Linked DNA regions of Homo sapiens: region 1 is linked to region 2. The links are chromatin loops, found by intact Hi-C in ENCODE. Cell type or tissue: Calu3. All regions are shown on one strand. Links, peaks and the distances in the headings refer to the core of each region. The heading gives the core; the rest is flanking DNA. Region 1 overlaps LOC100533997 (MAGEA10-MAGEA5 readthrough). Region 2 has its middle 18 kb from the start of CNGA2.

Region 1 (10,436 bases), core at 78-8,077, 380 kb before region 2:
TTTTCCCCAAACATCCACTGAGCATCTGGTCTGTGGAAGGCCCTGGGTCTGTAGTGGAAATGTTAAGCCAGAACCACCTTTACCCATAGGGTGGTAGAGTCTAGGGGCTGCAGTCAAGTAACAAGGTGGCAAGATGTCCTCTAAGACCCAGAAGAAAAGTAAGACGGGGTGAGGGTATTGGGCTGTAGGTGAGAGTGGTCACGTACATCCTCTGAGCCAGGACTTTTGGGGCTTTGAGAAACTGCAGTTCCTTCTGGTGAAGATGAATCCAAAGAAGCTGGGTGGTGCCAGGGTCAGAGCCTCACATAGTTGACAGAGCAAATCCTGGGATGTAAAACTGCTCTGAGCAGTTCCTTTTGGGTGGTGGATGAACAGAGAGGAGTCCACCTGGGGCAGGAATGGAAGGTGTTCTGCACTCTTGTCTCAGTGCAGTTGAACTCCTAATTAAATTAAAAAAATAACTAGGTGATAGATACCCATCATATGCAAGGGTCTCCTGAGAGATAAGGATCTCATAATAAATAAGCCTATGAATTGATGCCTAGAAGTTAGCTGACTCCATTAGAGAAACATTTTAATTGGGTTATTTTTAGTGTAATTTGAACAACACTAAGCAAGGGCTAGATTTTGAGTGGTGATGAAATGAATGAAAATCATGATTTGGATGGAAAAGAACCTTGGAGAGAGGGAAGGAGTTGATACTTGACTCAAATTCCATGAACTTTGAGCAGCATCCAGCAGGGAGAAACTCCTGCACATGAAATGTTGAAAATATATCCTCTAAGAGGGAAAATTTACTGAGTTTTATATGTGAAGCAACATTTGTGACTGATTTGGGATTCCATGTTCCACTGAGCTGCATATTCTGAGATGTACTGGATAACAATGACAAAAATTCCAGAGAAGACTGTGGTGGGGTCTGAGGTCAAATAATATTAGAAATAACAGCCATCTGCCATTCATTAAACTTCTAACTATGCCAGGCCCTGAGCCAGGTTCTTCACTTATATTGCACACACTCCAGTAGTCCTAATGGACAGGGCTTATCACACCTGCTTCACAGATAAAGAACCCAAGGCTCACAGGACTTGGGCATTTCCCAGAATCACATGGCTAGTAAGGAATAGGGCTGGAACCAGACTCCTGGTGGGTCTGAATTCCTGTAGAGCCCATGCTGTTCCCACTCCTCCCAGCCTGAGGCCGACCTCTTGAATAGTACTTCATTTCTCTTCTCAGCACTGTACCATGTCTCTCAGGTGACAAAAATAGGGACTCTGAGGCCAAGGTAGCAGTCGTAGGCCTAGAGAAGGTGACAATGAGAATCAAACACCATTTCAGGGTGGCCTGTGGACCTTATTAATCCAGGGACCTACTGTGTCAATCCCCAGGGTTCCTTGAGAGCTGACTGTACCCAGGAGCTGGCATTTCTGTTCAGAGCCAGCACTTCCCCACATTACAGCACCCTTCCCCTGGTTGTCCCCAGTGTTCCCTCCTACCCAAATCTGGAACTTGGATTGCTGCCTAGCTTGTCACTGTGGTCTCTGCTAAAGGCTGTGCCCAGAACACAGTAGAGAAGCCTAGAATCGCCTGCTCACCCTGTGACACAGAGCATGCCTACACTCTGCAGAAGTACTCTGAGTGTTCTGTCCCATTCCTGGAAATCTCTCTTATAGCAGATGTCTAAATATCAGTGCCCAAAGTCAAATTTATGTAGAAATTTATGTTGAAAGGGCCTTTCAACTTCTCCTCTGCTTTCAAAGGATTTAGTCAGGAGCCGGGGAAGGAGAGCAGACAGGACACCCTCGGCTGGCAAGGGGCATTAGGAGGATGCAGGGAAGAGCAATTACCAGAGTCCACGAGAGAGACCACATGTGAAATCAAGTCCACAGAGCCCCAGGCAGGCTGCCACTGAGAGCTCTGAATCCAGATTTCAGCCCGGTGGGGGCAGAGACCTGAGGGAGAGAAGTGGGAAGTGGTGAAGGAGGACACGGCAACAAACAGGGATAGGCTTGAGAAATCTGGACACTATCATCATCAACAGGATGTGGCTGTGTGATCTGAATGGGCAGGCCTGTTGGCTGAATGCATCAGCGGCATGTTGGACACCTTATGCTCATTCAAGATTCCCCTCCCTCTGTCAGGAAGAGTATGGCTGGCTCCCTGCATCATTCTGGGTGAGCTACCTCTCTTGACCACTCCAGTGGTCCTGTGCACCCTTGCCAGCATCCCAGGGCTGGGACCTGTCTTTATGCCTACTTGAGCTGATGAATTATCCCCTGGGGAACCTCCATAGAGGTTGGGCTATGTGTGTGGGTTGCTGACTGATGATCAACAGCTGAGACTCACCAGGAATGCCAATGATCAGTGGAAGGTGGTAGTGGGGCTGCATGGAGGGGAAATTGGAGGAAAAGTGACCTGGGACTAATCAGCTCAGACTCTGCAGATGAAGGGCTTGTGTGGACATGCCTTGAAAATGATCCAGCTGGTGTCCCTGACTCAGATGGCCTCCTGTGTCTTCTGAGCTCTTGGCATACAAGGGGACAGGTGTCTTGGGACTGCAATCACTGGCCTGTGTTGCCACCAGACACTGTCTGGGGTAGAGGGCTGGCCAAAGGTGTGGACATGGGCAAGTTGGATGGAAACCCTGTGAAGATGGCACCCTTCATTGTTAAACTGACAGAACATGTGGGATGCAATGCAAAAAGCTGAAGGGGTGGGTTGCCCCTCCACACCTGTGGGTGTTTCTCGTTAGGTGGAACGAGAGACTTGGAAAAGAAAAAGACACAGAGACAAAGTATAGAGAAAGAAATAAGGGGGCCCAGGGGACCAGCGTTCAGCATATGGAGGATCCCGCAGGCCTCTGAGTTCCCTTAGTATTTATTGATCATTCTTGAGTGTTTCTCAGAGAGGAGGATGTGGCAGGGTCATAGGACAATAGTGGAGAGGTCAGCAGATAAACACCTGAACAAAGGTCTCTGCATCATAGACAAGGTAAAGAATTAAGTGCTGTGCTTTAGATATGCATACACATAAACATCTCAATGCCTTAAAGAGCAGTATTGCTGCCCGCATGTTCCAACTCCAGCCCTAAGGCAGTTTTCCCCTATCTCAGTAGATGGAAAATACAATCGGGTTTTATACCGAGACATTCCATTGCCCAGGGACAGGCAGGAGACAGATGCCTTCTTCTTGTCTCAACTGCAAAGAGGCATTCCTTCCTCTTATACTAATCCTCCTCAGCACAGACCCTTTACGGGTGTCGGGCTGGGGGATGGTCAGGTCTTTCCCTTCCCACGAGGCCATATTTCAGACTATCACATGGGGAGAATCCTTGGACAATACCTGGCTTTCCTAGGCAGAGGTCCCTGCAGCCTTCCGCACTGTTTGTGTTCCTGGGTACTTGAGATTAGGGAGTGGTGATGACTCTTAACCTGCATGCTGCCTTCAAGCATTTGTTTAACAAAGCACATCTTGCACCGCCCTTAATCCATTTAACCCTGAGTGGACACAGCACATGTTTCAGAGAGCACGGGGCTGGGGGTAAGGTTATAGATTAACAGCATCCCAAGGCAGAAGAATTTTTCTTAGTACGGAACAAAATGGAGTCTCCTATGTCTACTTCTTTCTACACAGACACAGTAACAATTTGATCTCTCTTTCTTTTCCCCACAAAAAGCATCATGCACTATCCTGTTGGGAGCATCCTCACCTCCAAGACACTGTTTGGGCCTGAGGAGAAGGAGTCTGCAGTGACCCTGTCGTGGTATTTTCCACAAGAATTCTGAAATGAAGCAAGCACAGGTAAGGGAACTGTGGGTTTCTTCATGGAGGCAGGAGGCCCACACAGGGGCAGGCTCCACACTTTGAATCAGTGAATTCTCATGCCTGGTAATTTCATTCATTCATTCATTCATTCATCCAGCAAACTTTTGTTGAATACATGCTGAGGAAACATGAGGTAACAAAACAAAGTGATAAGGCCCTTAATCCAGTATGTGGGGGATGTAGGGGAGATGGTGAGGTGGTATGAGTCACTCATTTGAGCCAGGGAGGCCAGGAAGGCAGAGCCAGACTTGGAGGCAGGCCTTACACAAGAAAGGGAGGGACAGCCTATGACCAGGCCAGTAAGCTGGCCTTCTATGACACTATTGATCTGATTTTCTTCCTCAATGCTGCCTGTGTGTGAAAGCAACTGCCACTTTCTGTGCCCACCTGCCTTTGTTAATAGGGAAAGTGCTCATGGTTGGCAGATGCTCACTTCTGCTCACCTCAGGTCACTTCTACTGAAGGAGTGGTTTTACTGCAAAAGCACAGGAAGAAACTTTTGGGGATGATGAATATATTTTGCGCCTTCACTGTGGTTGTGATTTCATGGGACTATATATTTGTCAAAACTCTCTGAATTGTTTCTCAGTATTTCAGAGAAAAAGTAAGCAGGAAACCAGGAAGGATATAGATTACCTGATTAAAATTAAAAACAAACAAACAAACAAACAAACAAAAACACCGCATCCAACTATAGCAGAATAAACATTCCTCTCAAGTGTGCATAAAATATTTACCAAGCTAGATGGTATTCTGGGCCATAAAACAAACCTTACAAATTGAAAATATTAGAAATAATAAAAAGCATATTCTTTAAGATGCTTCTTGAAGACCATAATGTAGTTAAGCTCAAAATCAAACACAAAGATAACTGAAAAATGCTCAAATGTTGTAAATTTTAAAATATGCTCCTAAGTAATCTATGGATCAAAGAGGGATTCTTAGGATAATTTTAGAATATACATTACATTGAATGAAAATAAAAATATACATACAAAAATTTGAGGGATTCAGCTAAAGTAGTCCTTGGGAAAAATGTATAGCATATTTTAAATATTTATATTAGAAAATAAAATATAAAATCAATAACCAAAACTTTCACTCTAGGAAACTAAAGAAAGAAGAGCAAGTTGAATTTAAAGAAATTGAAGAGGATCCCACCTTCCTCCCTTCCCAAACTCCCACCTCTCCCCTCCTTCCTCCCTCCCCACCATCCTAGAACACACACACACACACACACACACACACACACACACACACACACACCCCATTTTACAACAGGTTCTTTTTATTTTGATCACCGTGGGGTGTACCCTGTGGGGTGTAAAACGTACTCTAGACCCTGTTGGCTATTTATTTGGGGTTAGACCTCTGGAGACTTTTCAGGTAAATCTGAGTTCTCTGGTCTTGCCCTGAAATTACTGGCTGCCCGGGGAGACACTAGGGATGTTGGAGGTCTCCTTGCTTTGGTCCTGCTGTGGCTAATTTTGATTAAGTTCCTCATTCAGCTGGTCACAGGGGCTGGATAGTTTTGGCTCGCTTCCTTCCTCAGGTTTTCTTGAAGCAGAGATCTTTTTTGGGAGAGTTGTTTTTTTTTTTTCTGGAATTCCCTAAAAGGTTTCCTTTTCCCTTCCTGGTTGTCTTAGGAACCTGAAAGGACAACAGGGAGATCACAGAAGGGGACTGATTTTGGGGAAGAGAATGGAGGAGGGGTGGGAACAGGGGCTTCAGGAGAAGAGGTACTGGCTGAGGTGGGGGTAGGGTAGGACAGGGTAGGAGTCTTGGGAGGGAGGAGTCAAGGGGAAGACTAAGAGGAGCTTCTCTCACCTTGATAGGACTTATAGACTTAGTTTGACAGGGGGCCTTCCTGTTCCTTGCCCCTTTGGTGTTGGCAGGTGGTTGTTCTTTGACACCTGGGCTGGAGGTTTGTGGTTTCCTGGTCATCTTCACCATGTCAGTGTCTCTCAATCGTCTACTCCATGCCTCCTGGCCTCCCTATATATACACCCCCTTCCACCGTGACAATAAAGCCATACCTGTGAGCTTTGATGGATCAGCAAGCCACTACCCAGCCAATGGTGGCTCTGAGGGGTGAGGGGCTTAGACATCACAAAGCACTATAAGGACATTGTCGTGAGTGGGAGGGGGGAAGGGGTATGGAGAGAGGGAAGAGGGGAGTCTGATGACAAAGCCAGGATGCTCTGATTGAAGAAAAAGGGGACATTTCTTTAGCACTCCTAAAGAGCTTTCCCAAACTGAGTAGCGGTGCTCCTTTCCTCCCATGTTCAACTTGGGTGGGTCACATGGCAGGGAGAGAGTATTTCCTCTAAGCCTTTTCCCAAAGTCACCCCACTTCAGTGCTTCCTTCTGTTTTCTCCCACCATTATCTAGTTTTTGTACATCTTACCGGAAATCTCTCCGAGGTAATCTGACTGTATTTAAATATATGTGTAGATGTGAATCATCCTACTTCACTCCTAAAAATTTCTCTTATGCATCTTGAAGACCACTCACTTGGATACCACCAAGGAACTTTCCCATCCTACCAATGGAAAAGTGTCCACAGAAGTCTCCTGGGGTTTCAGTTTTCCCCAGTCTGAAATCACTGCATTCAGGCTGTCAAACTCCAGTGAATACATTTGCTCCACTGGACATCTTATGTGTCTTGTTTCAACTGTAGGGTTATGCTCATCTCAGTAGATGTGGTACCCAGGCTTGGATTTTAACAGTGTAGAGTGAATGAGGCAGATTTTCATGCCAGAAATTACGCAGGATATTTGCATGTAGGAAACTAAAACCTAAGACTGACGAGTTCATGGAAAAGGGTGGTGTTGAGAAGAATAGTTCAACAACGTGCCTGAGGTTCTGTCCAGTGTAATAAGTTTTTTTAAAAGGCCTTCGTATTGGAAAGGGACAAATAAAACTGTCTTTATTTACAGAAAATAAGAGTATATACGGACAATTCTATCTATCAAAAAAATGCTTCTAAAACTAATAAGAGTTTAGCAATGTTGCTGGATATAGATCATTATACTTGTGTTTTTACACTAGCAATGAGCAATTGGCAACTGAGACAAAAACAATGCAATTTAAAATAGCATTAGACAATAAATATTAAATGGATAAATATGACAGAAGATGTATAAGATCTATCCATTGAAAACTATAAAACATTAGAGAGATAAATTTAATTAGAATCTAAGTAAACAGAGACATACACTTTATTCATGAGTCAAAAGACTGAATATTAAGATGTCATTTGCCCTCAAAGTTTTTGACATATTCAATGCAATAAAAATCAAAATTCCAGGATTTTTAAAATATAAATTGAGAGACTGACTCTAACATTCATATAGATGTGCAAAGGCCCTAGAATAGTCAAAGAAAACTAAAAAATAGAACAAAGTTGGGGGAGTTACCCTACTTCATTTCAAGGCTTATAAACTCGCAATGATCAGTATAGTGTGGAACTGTCATAATTATAGCAGTATATCAATGGAAGAGAATAAAGTCCAGGAGTGGATCCACATGTATATGTATATATAGACAACTAATTATTGATAAAGATGCAAATGAAGATTAGAGGAAAGAAATGATAGTATATTCAACAATTTGATCTGAAACAATTGGATATCCATATGCAAAACTAAATTTCAATCCATACTCTATCTATCTATCTATAAAGGGAGAGAGAGAAAGAAAGATATTTTAAGGAATTGTCTCAGGTGACTATGAGGTCTGATACATCCAAAATCTGTAGGACAGGGCAGCAGGCTAGAAACTGACACAGCGTTTTTACGTTCCAATCTTGTGGTAGAATTCCTTCTCCAGGAAACCTCGGTCTTTTAAGACCTTCAACTGATTGGATGAGGCGCACCCACGTTATGGAGGTAAACTGCTTTACTTAAAATCGATTGTAAATGTTGATCACATGTACAAAATACCTTCACAGCAACAGCTAGGCTAGTGTTTGACCACACAACTGAGTACTATAGCCTAGAAAAGCTAACACATAAAACTAACCATTGCACATACCTTGCCCCATACAAAAATGTAACTCAAAATGAATCATAGCCCTAAATGTCAAAAATACTTTTTTTCTAGGAGAAAACAGAAGAAAAGTTTTATAACCTGTGGTTATGTTTTAGTCAGCTTTGGCTTCCATAACAAAATGGCATGGATTATTTAGCTGAAACAACAGAAATTATTTTTTTTCACAGTTTTGGAGACTAAAAGTCACAGATAAAGGACTGGAGGGTCAGTTTCTTATTCCCAGCTTGTAGATGGCCCATTCTCATTATGTTCATTCTTGTCCTTTCATCTGTGCATGTGCATGGAGAGAGGGAGAAAGGGAAGGAGGGAGGGAGAAAGGGAAGGAGGGAGGGAGGGAGGGAGAGAGAGAGAGAGGGAGGGAGAGAGTGAGAGAGAGAGGGAGGGAGAGGGTGAGAGAGAGAGAGAGAGAACTCATGCAAGCACAAGAGTGCTTTCTTGCTTCCCTTATAACCACACTAATCTTATGGGATCAAGGCCCCACCCTTATGACCTCTTTCAATATTAATTACTTCCTTAGAGGCCCCATCTCCAAATACAGACACCCTGGAGCTGAGGGATTCAAAATATGAATGCGGTAGAGGACATAACCATTAGCAAAGAATAAACACATAGATTAATAAAACAGAATAGAGCTCAGAAACAGACTGGCACACATATAGTCAGGTGAATTGCAACAAAGGCAATAATGGTAAAAGTATAGTTTTTTCCAACAAGTGGTGCCTGAACAATTGGACATCTAGACACAAATAATAATAATAATAATAATAATAACCTAGACATATCCTTAAAAATTTCACAAGATCAACTCAAAATACGTCATAGATCTAATGCAAAATGCAAAAACCATACAACTTCTAGAAGAAAGCGTAAGAGAAAATCTACACAAATTTGAGTTTGATGATGAGTTTTAAAATTCAGCACCAAAAGTATCATCAATGAAGGAAAAATTAGCCAAGTTGGATTTTATTAAAATAAAAATCTTATGCTCTTCAAAAAACAGAGTTAACAGAATAAAAACAGAAGCTACAGACTAGCAGAAAACATCTGTAGCACACATATGTGATAAAGAACTTGTCTCTACAATATACACAACTTCTTAAAACTCAACAATAGAAAATAAACGAAAATAGTTGAAGATCTGAACAGACAGTACACCAAAGAAGATATACAGATGGCAAATAAGCATAGTAAAAGTCCTGGACGTCTTTTGTCATTAGAGAATTGTGTACTAAAATGAGAAACCACTATACACCTATTAGAATGTCTAAGATAAAAAAAAGACCAATTGCTAGTGAAGATGTGGAGCAACAGAAACTCTCATTCATTGATGGTGGAAATGCAAAATGATGCAGCCACTTTGGAAGTAGACAGTTTGGCATTTTCTTAAAAAAACTGAACATAGTCTTACGATAAGATTCAGCAGTCCTACGCCTAGGTATTTACCCAACTGATTTGAAAACTTACGCCTACATAAAAATTTGTATGTGAATGTGTACAATAGCTTATTTCATAATCACCAAAAATAGAAGCATCCAAGATGTATTTCTTTTGGTGAATGGATAAAGAACATATATTAAAAAAACAGAATACAGCCCAGAAATAGACCTGCACACATATATTCAGGTGATTTATAACAAAGCAATAATGCTGAAAGTATAGTTGTTCCAACAAATGGTGCATGAAAAATTGGACATCTATACACCAACAATAATAATAATAACCTAGACAAATCCTTAGGTATTTCACAAAGATTAACTCAAGCTACATCATAGACCTAATGCAAAATGCAAAAATTATACAACTTCTATAAGAAAATAAGAGAAAATTTACATTACTTTAAGTTTGGTAAAAAGTTTGTAAATTCAACACCAAAAGCAAAAGTAGCAATGAGCACACCTAGCACCCAGATGTAAATTTCTAGAACCATTTCCTATTAAAAGGAACCAGATCTCTGGAGAAATGGCTGATTTTAGGACTGGGGCAGGGCATAAACCCAATGAGCCTAGAGCATCTTGTAGTCCTAGAAATGGAGGGCTAAAGAATATGATAAAGGACATCACAGTGTTGTATTCAGCCAAATCCAGACTATGGAAAACTGGAAAGAACACAAGATCTGTTTCTTTCCAACAACAACAAAACAGTGGCAAGAAAACAGGTCATGTGGAGGGGACCTACAAATGATAGAAGACTTAAGGAGTATGACCAAAAAATCACTATATAATATTATACTTGGGTACTCATACAAAGAAACACAATTTTTATAAAGTATAAGTCTACCAGGTAAGTGTGTAAAACAGTTGAACATTTGATAATCATTTATTTACTTTTTAGAAATGAAAATAATATTGGGTTTTTGTTTAATACAAAGTCCCTATCTTTTAAAAATATCATATTGAATTATTTAGAGATGAAATCGTATGATGTCTTAGACTTGCTCCACGTTACTCCAGCAGCTTAGGTGCTGGTAGGTGAGTGTCTAACTGGAAACAGGTTTGCCGTGTAGTTAAGGTTATTGATGCTGAGAGTCATCTACACTGGGTTCACTATATTAGTCTCTC
Region 2 (11,007 bases), core at 1,649-9,648:
ACAGGCGTGAGCCACCGCGCCCGGCCTGAAGCTGGTATTTCTAACATTTCCTCTACAAGCCAGGTCATCCCACACAGTCTATGTGTGCCTTCCTGTCTAATGGAGCCCTTGACATGGACTCCTGTCTTAGCGGGAAACCTGTTTACCTCTCCCCTCCTCTCATACTGTTTCCTTTTCTAGAAATGTCCTGTCCTGGTTCTCTGCCTGAAAAACGACTCAACCTTCAATATCTTCCCTAATTCTCCCAGACAGAGACAGTTACAATGTGCCCTAGACTTGGCAGCACCTTTTATAAGTCTGGCTCTCACAGTACACAGCATAGAGCACAGGACCCCAGTGATCTGTGACCAGGTCTGTCTTTCCACTATGTTGGAAATCCTGGAGGGCAAGAAGTTGGTGGAATTGTCATCGGTGTCCCCATCACCCAGCGCAGAATGACCAAACACTTTGCTGGTGCTGGGTTCTTGTCACTATTTGCCACTGGGGCATCATTCACACAATAAACTTTCACTGATTTCTTGCTGGGTGCCAAGCACAGTGCCAGGCCTTGGGGGTACAACCAGACACAAGATAAACATGATCTGACACTATTCAGTGGAGAGAGAGAGGAGAATTTGAACAATCACAGAAATAAAGGAGGACAATATGAGTGAGTGGTGCTAGCCAGAGATTTAACAAAAGGTGATGTGGCAGAGAGTAGCTGCATGGACACTTCAGACTGGGCGACCAGACATTCAGGTGGATGATTGAGTGTCCAGAAGGAGACAGTAATGCAGAGATCAGGGGACAGAGCATCCAGGCAGTGGGAACAGCAAGTGATTAACCGAAAGTTAAGAGCCTCTGCTATCACTGAAACAATGATTAAACACATGTTATCTTGGGTGAAGGCTCCCTACTCCCCAGCTTGTAGCAGGGACAGAAGGAAAACAGCTCCAGCCATCTCCCTTGAGCAGCTTTGTCCCAGTCTAATTTGCCTTTCCACTGGTCAAACTGCTGCTGCCTGACAAGAGCCCTGAGTCCCAGATCCCTGGACCAACTCCGTCAGAAATTGCCTTGATGCACAGGATAAGTGAGGTCTGGAGCCAAGCAGACCCATGTTCCAATCCCAGATCTTTCACTTACTGGGACTCTAGGGCCCATTAGTTAAGCTCCCTGTACCTTGGCTGTTGTATGTACAAATGGAGAAATCTAGCTTGTTGACTTAATGCCAGGCTTAAAGGAAACCACACACGTATAGTGTCTGGAGCAAAATGGGCCTGTGGTGGGCCAAAATCACCACAGCTAGAAAACCCTTGGAGACCATTTAGTCCAGTCTTCTGTTGAAAATGGGGACACTGTGGCCTAGTCTTGCCCAATATCACTTCCATTCAGGACTCCAACATAAATCTCCCGGAGCTCGTACTTCCCTGAATATTAAATTCGTCTTTCAGAAATAGCACAAATTCACTTTCCACTTGTATCACAAGGTTGAAGAGTGGCTGTGGGTGTAGGGGTGTGTGGGCATGGGTGTGAAACATGCTAAGAAAATCACTTAACACACAAACACACATGTGTCCCCACATCTCTGATACATGTGTGCAGACTCCACAGGCGAAGAATCTCGCTCTGTTATTCCTAACTTTGACTTCTGATCCCAGTTCTTTAACTTTCTGAATGTAGGGCTCAGAGTCCCCAGCTGTATAATGGGACACTTAAGACAATGTTTGTGCAGCCACCACCATGTCCACTCCCTTGAGACTCTGCGAGTCCCCAGAAAGCCATTGCCAGCATCCTCTAGCAGGTTTTGGTGCAATGGCAGAAATGATGATCTGTGTGTAACATCTCTAGGAGCTGCCCTGGCCTGGGAATATGACTGGGGAGGGTTGGTGGCTTTTCTGGGTCCAATGCCTTCAGCTCAGTGCAAAGTCTGTCGAGGCTATATCCTTCTACTACCTTCCTTTCTCCCGCTTCATGTACCACTGGATCCAGAGGCTGGTCCCAGGAGTCTGCTGCTTGGGATGCTGGGAGCTGGGAGGAAGAAGGGTGGGCTAGAAGCCTGAAACATAGGGAGGAGACAGACTGAGAAGGAAAGGGAAGAGAAGGGGCTTGGAGGATAAGCTGGAGCAAGAACTGTGAGAAGGGAAGAGGGATGATGAGAGGTGAGGCAGAAGCAGGGACTAGGCTGCTGGAAAAGACAGAGCCATAGGGAGGAGAGAGGCAGGCAGCAGGAAAAGATGGCTGAGCCATCCTGAAAGACAGAGAAGAGGAGGATGGGAGGATTCGGGAGGACAGAGAAAAAAGTGCCTGGGGAGGGGACAAAGAATGACATGGGGGAAGGAAAAAGCGAGCTTTAGAGGGGGAGATAAAGCAGGGAGGAGAAAAGGGGAAGCAAAAGGGGGAGAGGAGGGAAGAGTGGTCTCAGAGGCAAAAGGAGGAACAGAAGAAAGGGCGAGGAGGAGGGAAAGCAGATGAGAGAGCCACAGAGGGAGAAAGAAGCAAGGAAGGAGGAGGGGCAGGAGGAAGAGGAGCAAGAGAGCAAAGAGAGGAGAGAGAAGCACAAAAAGAAAGGAGTTGGAAGGGGAGCAAAGAAAGGTAAAGGCAAGGAGTGCCACTGCAGATGGCATCTGTGACCCAATTGTGAGGGGTGACCAAATCCAAGCCTGGGAAGACCCATTTCAAAAGGAACATGACAATGGCCTGCCGCTTGTCTCTCAAGAGTCCTTGTGGCATTTCCCCAGCAGAGGGGAGCCAGCTCATGACCTGCCAAGACCCCTTCCACTCCACCAGTGACCCTTTCATGCCCCCTCCGAGTGAGCCCTGCCACCCAGCAAAGCTGAACACCAAGCTCTGCATGTTGGCCTGGCATGAGAGTCAGCTAAGCTTTTCCACCTGTCATCACTCTGCCGCCATAAGTTGCCAGGATAGGGTCCCAGATATCTCCCTCACTCTCTTCTTTTCTTCTTCTCTTCCTCCCTTATTTCCTCCCCTCCTTTCTTCTTTCCTCTTTCCCTTCTTCTTGCCTTCCTTCTCTCCCTCTCTCCTTCCTTTCTTATTCCTTTCTCCATTCAGAGCTGGCCACAGCCTTACCTCACCTCCACGCCCCTCAATCCCACAATGGGGGAGGCGGAGGTCTCGGCCCAGCCCTAGGTCTAGGTTGAATCCCCAGAGCGGAAGCCAGGTAGAACCCAGGAGTGTGTATGGCAGTAATCTCAAAGCTGGCCACTCAGTACAGTCACCACCCCTTTGAGTAGCAGAGAAAAGCTGCTTCCAACTCCAAGCTGTGGCTTTGTAGGGCCAGTAATTCAAAGTACTAGTGATTTACTAGTGGCCCTGATCTAGTGATGGTCACTGGTTATGAAAACTACTCTTAAAATAATGGGCAGATATTAACCACTAAATAAGATTTTCATGCCATTCGAAAACGATTCAATACATGACAAGATTTGAAAATAGAAAAATCAAGTTTTAGCCAGCTCCATCTCAAAATCCTCAAATGTCACCAATCAGGACTTACTCCATCTGGCTATGATGTTATCTCCGCAATTGGGTAAACAACCCACCAGAAACCTGGGTTTCCGGCCCACAGTGGCTCAGTCTGGGGATGCTATCACTTTGAGGTTCAGGAGCAACTTTGGGTTGGCATGACCACAGCAGCCGGTGTTTTGAACCGCACACTCCACTCCTTTCTGCACACAGTACCTGAAACTGTTCCATAACAGGTACAGTTAGCTCTCGGCACGTTTACGCACAGTCACTGCCTCGCCTGCCTTGTCTTTGAGCCAAGGAAAACTGTTTTCTGTTCCACATGGTCAGAGCAGAAAAGGAAGAACAAGACCGTGCCTGTAAAATGAGATGCTGGCAGAGTTCCTGTTTCTCAGATTCTTTACTCCCCCACCTAGCCCTCAGTCCACATCTGCACAAAACTGGTCTATTCTCTGAAACGTCTGCTATGCTATGGACACACCGGACACAACATTGTTTCCTAAAGGGCTGTATTTTTATTTCATAGGCATAATAGAAAACAGCAAGCACCTGAAAAAAATCAAGAAATACACTGGTTTTCCCATTCTTTTAAAAATATTTGTTGGCATCTACTCTGGGTCAGGCACTGGACAGAGACAATGCAATCAAGCAACAAGAGGTGACTTGATTGAATGGGGCTGGGGAGATCTCTAGAGACCCCCCAGATCAGGGTGGCTTTAGAAAAGAAGTCTGTTTCACCTTGAAACCTGAGGGACCCAGTGCTTACAAAAGAGAGAGAAAAGGGGAGAGACATGAGCTAAGGCTTCCGGGCCTGGCCTGAGGAAGCAATGCTCCTGGGCCACTGGTAGTACACCCAAATTGTTGCACTGGTTTTGAGGCGGGGCTTCAACTCAGCCTCTCTAAGCACATTGCATATCCAAGTGCTCAGCAATTAAATCGATCCACAGAGGTGACTCACAGGCAGCCAGCCAGCACAGTCACGGAGCCCTGTCTGCATTACCAATTTGCCTGCTCAAGTTGCTGCCTTGTTAATGTTATTTACCAAGCCCGATGCCCTGAATACCTGTCCCTAGCCCCTGCTGGAGCCCTCCAGCCATTGTCCCTGTTCGCCTGTCACATCTTGTCACTACCTCCCTGAATTCAACAGGTTTGGGCAGCCTGTCTGCAGACCTGCCTCCTCACTCTTGTATCTCCAGGAGCCAGGAAGGTGGCCTAGCAGTCCCAGCCTTACCCTCTCTCAGAACAGGTCCCAGAGGTGAATGGCCTACAGCTCAACCCTCCTCCCTTTCTTTGGGCAAGAGATGGAATGGGTTGCCGACAAAAACCCTGCAGGGTGGCACCGTGTAGTTGGCAAATGTGGCCATTGAGAGGAGAGGGTGAGGGCAAAGGCTCCAAGGGGGATGTGGAGATGAGGAGATCTGAGGCAGGCGCTGAAGAGCTTCCTCCTGCCATGCCCTGTGCCTGCAGCTGCCCTGCTCAAATTCTTTCTTCGCCAGAGGGTCTTGGGGCGCTCCCACTCCTGGAGTACAGGTCGTGCAAAAAAGCTCCCGCTACGTGGAGATTGAGCAAGGGCTTGGCAAGCCCAACGGTGCGCTCGAATCGCGGTGCAAGAGCGTCCCCACCATTCTTTACGGCCGGAGGTGGAACAGCAGCAGGGCGAGCTGTCTGGAGCCCGAGGCAGCCTTAGCTTGGTCAGCCAGGCGCTGTCCAGACCTGGCCCAGGCTGCTGCCCCACCCAGGCCTCTTGCCCAGCCCACTTCAGTCGGCCTTCCAAGACTCGGATCCCGAAAGCTGTGCCCCCTCCAGCACCAGGCAAACAAGCTATATCTTGGTGGAGCAGATTCCACCTTCACAGAGCCAGAGTGCAACAGAATGCCAGAACAGAAGGGTCTCCAGAGACCTTACCCGTTATATAGATAACAAAACAGAGGCTACGGGTTCAAGGAAGTGCCTTGTCCACAGGCAACCCTGGGAACTCCTGATTATTATCTCACCACTGTTCCCATCCAGCTTCAGTCCTGAGCCCCTGTGACCATCCACCTTGCCTTTCTAGACCAACAAAGAGAGTGGGTCTATGCCCCAGGGACTCAGACCCTCAAGAGCCAGAGACCCACGCCTACGGTTCCCTAGGATGCCTACACCTCCAGCTGGCCTCTGATTCCACCACTCCAGGAAGAAGTTGGAGGCACTTGGATATGGCACAAACCCAGGTTATGAAACCCAGTTGGCACTTAAATGACCTAACAACAAATTGCCCAATTTAATTTGCTTACCCGATTCAATAAAGGAGAAACAAGAAACCCAATCTAATTAAAAACATTGATCCGTAGAAACTGGCAACTCCAAAGTCCTGGCTGGAAGTTTGAGCTTAGACAAACTTGAATGATGCAAGTGTACAAGCTGAGGTAAGACGAATCTATCCTCTGACTCCCCAGGAGGGCTGCAAACGGCCTGCGAACTTCCTTTCTTAAAATAAGTGGGAAACTGAACCCAAAAGGGAAAGAAATTTGTTCAGTTCACCACTGAGATCACTTTAACTCCAGGATCTGTAGAGCCCAGGAGAGAGTTAGGTTCATGCTCCACTGAACCCCCTCCTGGCCACAGACTGAGGCCATTGGTCTTGCTCTTCAACACTCTTGCTCACTTGGCTTGTGGGACCTGGCATCTCATCCTGCTTGCCCATCGAGCTCCTCTGCATCTTTCAAGACCCTGGGCAAATATCACGTTCCAGGGACAAATCTGTCCAAAGAAGACAAGACAGAAGCTTGCTGAGGCCCCCTTAGCACTGCCCAGTTTGAGTCATGTGAATATGCAGTTAGGCTGGCAGTGCTGGGAAAGAGCAGGGTCTTCCTCAAGCCTAGGGAAGCCAAGGAAAGAGGCTCTATTGGATACTGTCCTCTTCCCCAGCTACCCTACTGTGCTATGTTCCAGATTTCCAGGAATAGAATAGTCCAAGTCCCCAGAAAATGGGAGTGGAACAGGACCAAGCTTAGGTTACAGGGCTCCCAGGCCAGTGTTCCTACGGGCCCTCTCTAAGCGTGGCCTTGGTCCCAGCCACAGCATTGAGTCCCTTTTGGACCTGGGCTTAGCAAACATTTTATCTAGAAAGGCATCTTCATCACCCTCCCCGTCAGGCTAACTGTAACTGGCTTGGTTTCAGGTCCTAAATCAGGGCTAGATTGTCCTTCCAGGGAAATGTCTGCCTCAGAGAGAAGCAAAATCACTTAGTTCTTGGCAGCTCAGTCTCTGCCAGGGGGAAGTTGACCTGCCACTGAACCCACAGCCAGTATGGCACACCACTCCTCCTGCTGGGGCCAGCTGGTACCCCATGCCTGCCTACCCCAGCTCCCTGTTCAACTGGGGAGCTCTACCTCAGCAGAGCTCCCTGGGGACCAAGTCCACACCCACTCTCCTCCTCCACACACATACCCTCTTGCAAGTAGCTTTGGCTATAGGAGGGTAGCATGAATCTCACACAGCCCCATCCTCCAGGAGCAAGGAAGGGGGAAAGCCACAAATACAGATGATAGCTGAGTCACACTTGTTTATAGGGGATCAAAGAAGGCTTTGGGAGGGAGGTGACATTAGAGGTGACTTTGAAGGATTAGAGGAATGTTGCAGACAGATGTAGGGATAGAAGTAGGTGTAAGCCGAGTTTCTCGTGGGACAGCTCCAGTTGGGTTACGGAATACCAAGGAGTTTTGTGTGAGCAAAACCTGCAGGGCTATGAGGATGGGCAGAGAGAAGCAGCTAAGGATATGGGGTTTAGTCCATTAGAGAAAAAAGAGGAGGCCAGCCCCTAAGAAGTTCCCAGTATTGGGCATGTACAGAACACTGAGGTACCAGTAGCTGCTCTAGGTGCTACAGATGTAGTGGGGGCCAGCACAAAGGTCTATCTCAGGGAGCTGACATTCTAATTGGGGAAACAAGCAATAAACAAGGAAACCAATGAACAAGAAGATTGTGGAGGGTGCTAAGTGCTGTTAGGAAAACCTCACAGGGTGCCGAGATCAGCATGACTGGGAGGCTGGGGGCTCTTTTCATTGTGGAGTCCTGAGGACAAGAAGCCAGTCACAGAAGTTCCAGAGGAAAAGAGAGCAACACATAAAGACAGCAAGCGCAAGGCTGCCAAGGGACAGAGAAGCTGGGTGTGTCTGAGGAACTCAGAGGAGACTGGAGGACCTGACTCCAGAAGAGGCCAGGAGAGAAAGCAGGTGAGGCCAAGGATGCTGGCGGGCGCTGTGCAACAGGACCTGGAGACCAAGCCATGAGTTTGAATTTTATTATAAGAGTAATGGAAGACCCCAAAAGAATGTAAGCAGAATGAGACATGACTTTCATTGCTTTTGACTACTCTGCTGGCTAGATGGAGAGTGGGTTGGAGGGGAGGGAGCAAAGGTGGAAACAGGGACACCAGTCTGGAGGCGACTGCAGTCATCCAGGAGAGAGCCCTGCACGAGGGCGGGAGTGGCGGAGGTGGGAGAGGTGCATGGATTCTAACTGGACTTTGAAAAGTTATGCAGACAGGGTATTTTCTGGCTGATTGGATGCAGTGGATGAAGAAAAGAGAAGGATCCAGGATTACATCAGGAGCTTTGGCCTGAGCAACCTGAAGGACAGACGTGCCATGACCAACATGGGAAGATGAGCAGGTTCTCTAGGAAACACCAAAGGGTGAGTTATGGTGGTGTTACTTTTCAAATACCATGGTGGCATCAAGTAGGTATTTGGCTAAATGTACACAATCATCTGTGTACTACCTTCATGTGACACTGGAACAATTATTTATATAATAATTTTATTTATGTCAATTTTAAGTAGGCTGACATTAGCTCCATGCTAACCAATCTTATCCATAACATCAAGGGTTTTTTAGACTTCTAGTATTTTTTTTTTTTTCTGAATACAATAAGTAATGACAACCATAGTGCTCAAGTCTCCCTGTAATTCCACCCTGACATTCTCTCCTTCCCCAGTCTCCAGCAGAGTCTGGGTACCTAGCATGAAGAAACTTGTACTGGGCATTGGCCTTGACACCCAGGAACCTCTGAGGGCCTTCAAAGGGACCACAGTGGGGCACAATGGGAAAGAGACCTTGTCCAATAGCTCTGCAAGGCCCCGGGGGGCAGCCACCTAACTGCCTCAACCGGCCCTGCTCAGTCCTCTGCTGGGTGGAGGGTTCGCAGAGTGGAGCCCACCACCCTTTCCTGAGGTTCATGCGCCCTCTGGTGGTAGGGTTCCCCATCTCTGTGCACTGGGGGCTTCCTTGTTTCCAGGCTAAACAGAAGACAGAGACCCTCTGCCTCGGATTCACCGAAGGGAGGGGATAAATGGTCAGACTAACTTTAAGCTCCAGACCAAGGAATAGATGCTTCTGAGGCTTGGACTCAGGCTGGGCTGGCCAGGCAAGGACCACCACAGGTCACACCAAAAGAAGAAGGAGTGTGGTGCGCAGGAGAGGGGACTTTTGTTTTGTATAGAAGGTCACCAATGCAGAGAAAAGCAATTGATGGCCATATGCAAATAGAGCAATTTACCTTCAATGGGTATTTTCAAATGAAAATAAAAAACATTCCAATTTAAACATTTTAAAATCAAGAGCAGGAAACATCAGGCTGTGCTGAATAAATCCAACACATAATGGAAAACGTACTTCAGTTCCTATATTACAGCCAGTTATAGGAGAGAGGCGGGGGCGGCGGCCAGCAACAGACAGGAGAGTCACGCTCTTACAGAGAAAACAACCGGAGAGAGGGTGGGTGAGGGGCTGGCCAGAGACAGACACTGCCTAGGCTGACATCCAGATCCTCACACAGGCACACGCGCACAAACACACACACACACACACACACACACACACACACACACGACAAGCTGCACAGATATTCCTTCTGTTGTTCCTTCATCCTTTTCTCAATGAACAAACTGTCTTTAGATGAGAATATATTATTGCTAAACAGACACTTGCAGACCAGTGTGCAAGGGAGTCTCACATAGAAAGCTGTGGCAGGACTCGGAGAAGGGGCCTGTGAATTTCATCTCAGAAGAAAAAGTGGCAGAAAAGGGTAATCCAGGCAGAGGGAACAGCATGAGAAAATACCTGAAAGCATTCCAAGACCTGAACACTAACTTCTCAAAAAGGAAGTTTTCATCACCTCTAAAAATGAATTCAATGTAATTTTATTAAGAGCAGGAAATCTAGACCTTCCTCTAATGACAATCCAATAGTCCACCCTCGCTGTTGTCAAAAAAAAAAAAAAGTTCAACCCCAAAATTAACAGTAATTAGCCTGAGATATTGTAAATGTGGCTCTATAGTCTGAAATTTAATGGCATCTTTTGTCAAAAATAGTCTTTTTTCCACTTTAGTCTCATGACTACAATACTATAGTGCTATCCCTATAGTATTTACTACAGTACAGTCATCAAAAATATCTGAAAAAAACTCTTAGACCTTGTGAAATAGTGCATCCATCCACTTCTATAAAATTAGGAGCCACGCAAAGATCTAACAGAGTGCTGCTTGCCCAGATCCAGAACAGAGAAAGTTAGTGTTAAGGACTTGGAATGTGAACACATTGTTTGTAGTGCTATCCATTCCTCTCCTGAGATTTTCACTTACTACTGGAAATCCTTAACCAATTATAATAGCTTTTCTCTCTTTATTTTCAAAATGACTTCCTTTGCTTTGCTTAGACACTCTGTGCTCTCTTTTTTTTGGGGGGTGGGGGGAGCGGGTAACCATAGTTCATCTAAATGCAGCTTTTTCTGAACCTTAAAGATAGAATCCCGTTTTTAATGAACTGAAGTAGCAAAATCACCTTTTTCATTATTTTGGGAAATAGCTATTGCCAAAGTGAAGGTGTAGATAATGCCTAGTCTTGTTACATAATGGGGATGTGGTTTGCAGAATTTTCTTTATAAAATTGTAGTTTCAAGGGATGTCAGTGTTTATGCCACTTTTCCAGTTCCAAAATGATTCCATTCCATTGTAGAAATTTGAAGTATGTAACTTGAAATCCTTAATAAAATTTGGATTTAATTTTATTTAAAAAATAAAAGAAAATACCTGAAAGCTGAAGAGAACATAGACATTCGAGACATGGCAAAAAGTTATGAGAGAGTGGGCCCAAGGATATCTGGGGAAAAGAAAACTGGAAGAGGGTGGGAGCTGAGCCCTGGAGTCTGTGTCTTGAACCAATGAGCTCCCCATGTGGTCCAGAGAAGGTGCCTGCCTTGCCCTGGGGAAAACCAAATCCAAGACACAATGTCCATCCCATGATGTGGGCTGGAAATCAGGCACCTGTTGGGGCTGGGCTGATGGTGAACCAGGCTCCAGGGAGAACACTGAAGATTTCTTGCTGAAATCAAGGCAAAAAATTTCAATGCAGTCATCCCCCTGTTTCTGGCCCCAGTACCATCTTACGCCTGCAAAAATTACATTTTGTCCTGGTTCCAAGACACGGTAAAAACTGAACTCAGTGCAACCTTAGCAATGAGGTTATTGGCAAGGAGCTGGCTAGGTCTCCGAAGACTCCTCCTGTTG

Evidence for each region. Hi-C counts contacts between places; a loop is a spot of excess contacts. Peaks named below come from ENCODE experiments on the same cell type or tissue, not always from the same donor. Only the 100,000 strongest peaks of a DNase experiment are listed, where the experiment ranks them.
Region 1: it touches region 2 in a loop (5-fold over the local background); 2 of 110 quality-filtered maps call a loop at or near these places.

What each region holds. Positions count from the first base shown.
Region 1 is chrX:152,122,854-152,133,289 of GRCh38, reverse strand. LOC100533997 (MAGEA10-MAGEA5 readthrough) reads left to right here. Exons shown (of 4, transcript NM_001204811.3): 2 at 3,677-3,801. LOC105373369 (a long non-coding RNA gene) reads right to left here. Exons shown (of 8, transcript XR_007068347.1): 8 at 5,096-10,436. Among named protein-coding and RNA genes, the nearest start is that of MAGEA10, 11 kb to the left of the region's middle. RefSeq lists an enhancer at 3,290-4,489. In Calu3, for the core only: no CTCF peak of the experiment used is centred there; a DNase peak (open chromatin) is centred at 4,079.
Region 2 is chrX:151,747,635-151,758,641 of GRCh38, reverse strand. No RefSeq gene overlaps it. Among named protein-coding and RNA genes, the nearest start is that of CNGA2, 18 kb to the right of the region's middle. In Calu3, for the core only: CTCF peaks have their summits at 4,875, 5,075 and 8,685 (motif pointing left); DNase peaks (open chromatin) are centred at 4,401, 5,091 and 8,661.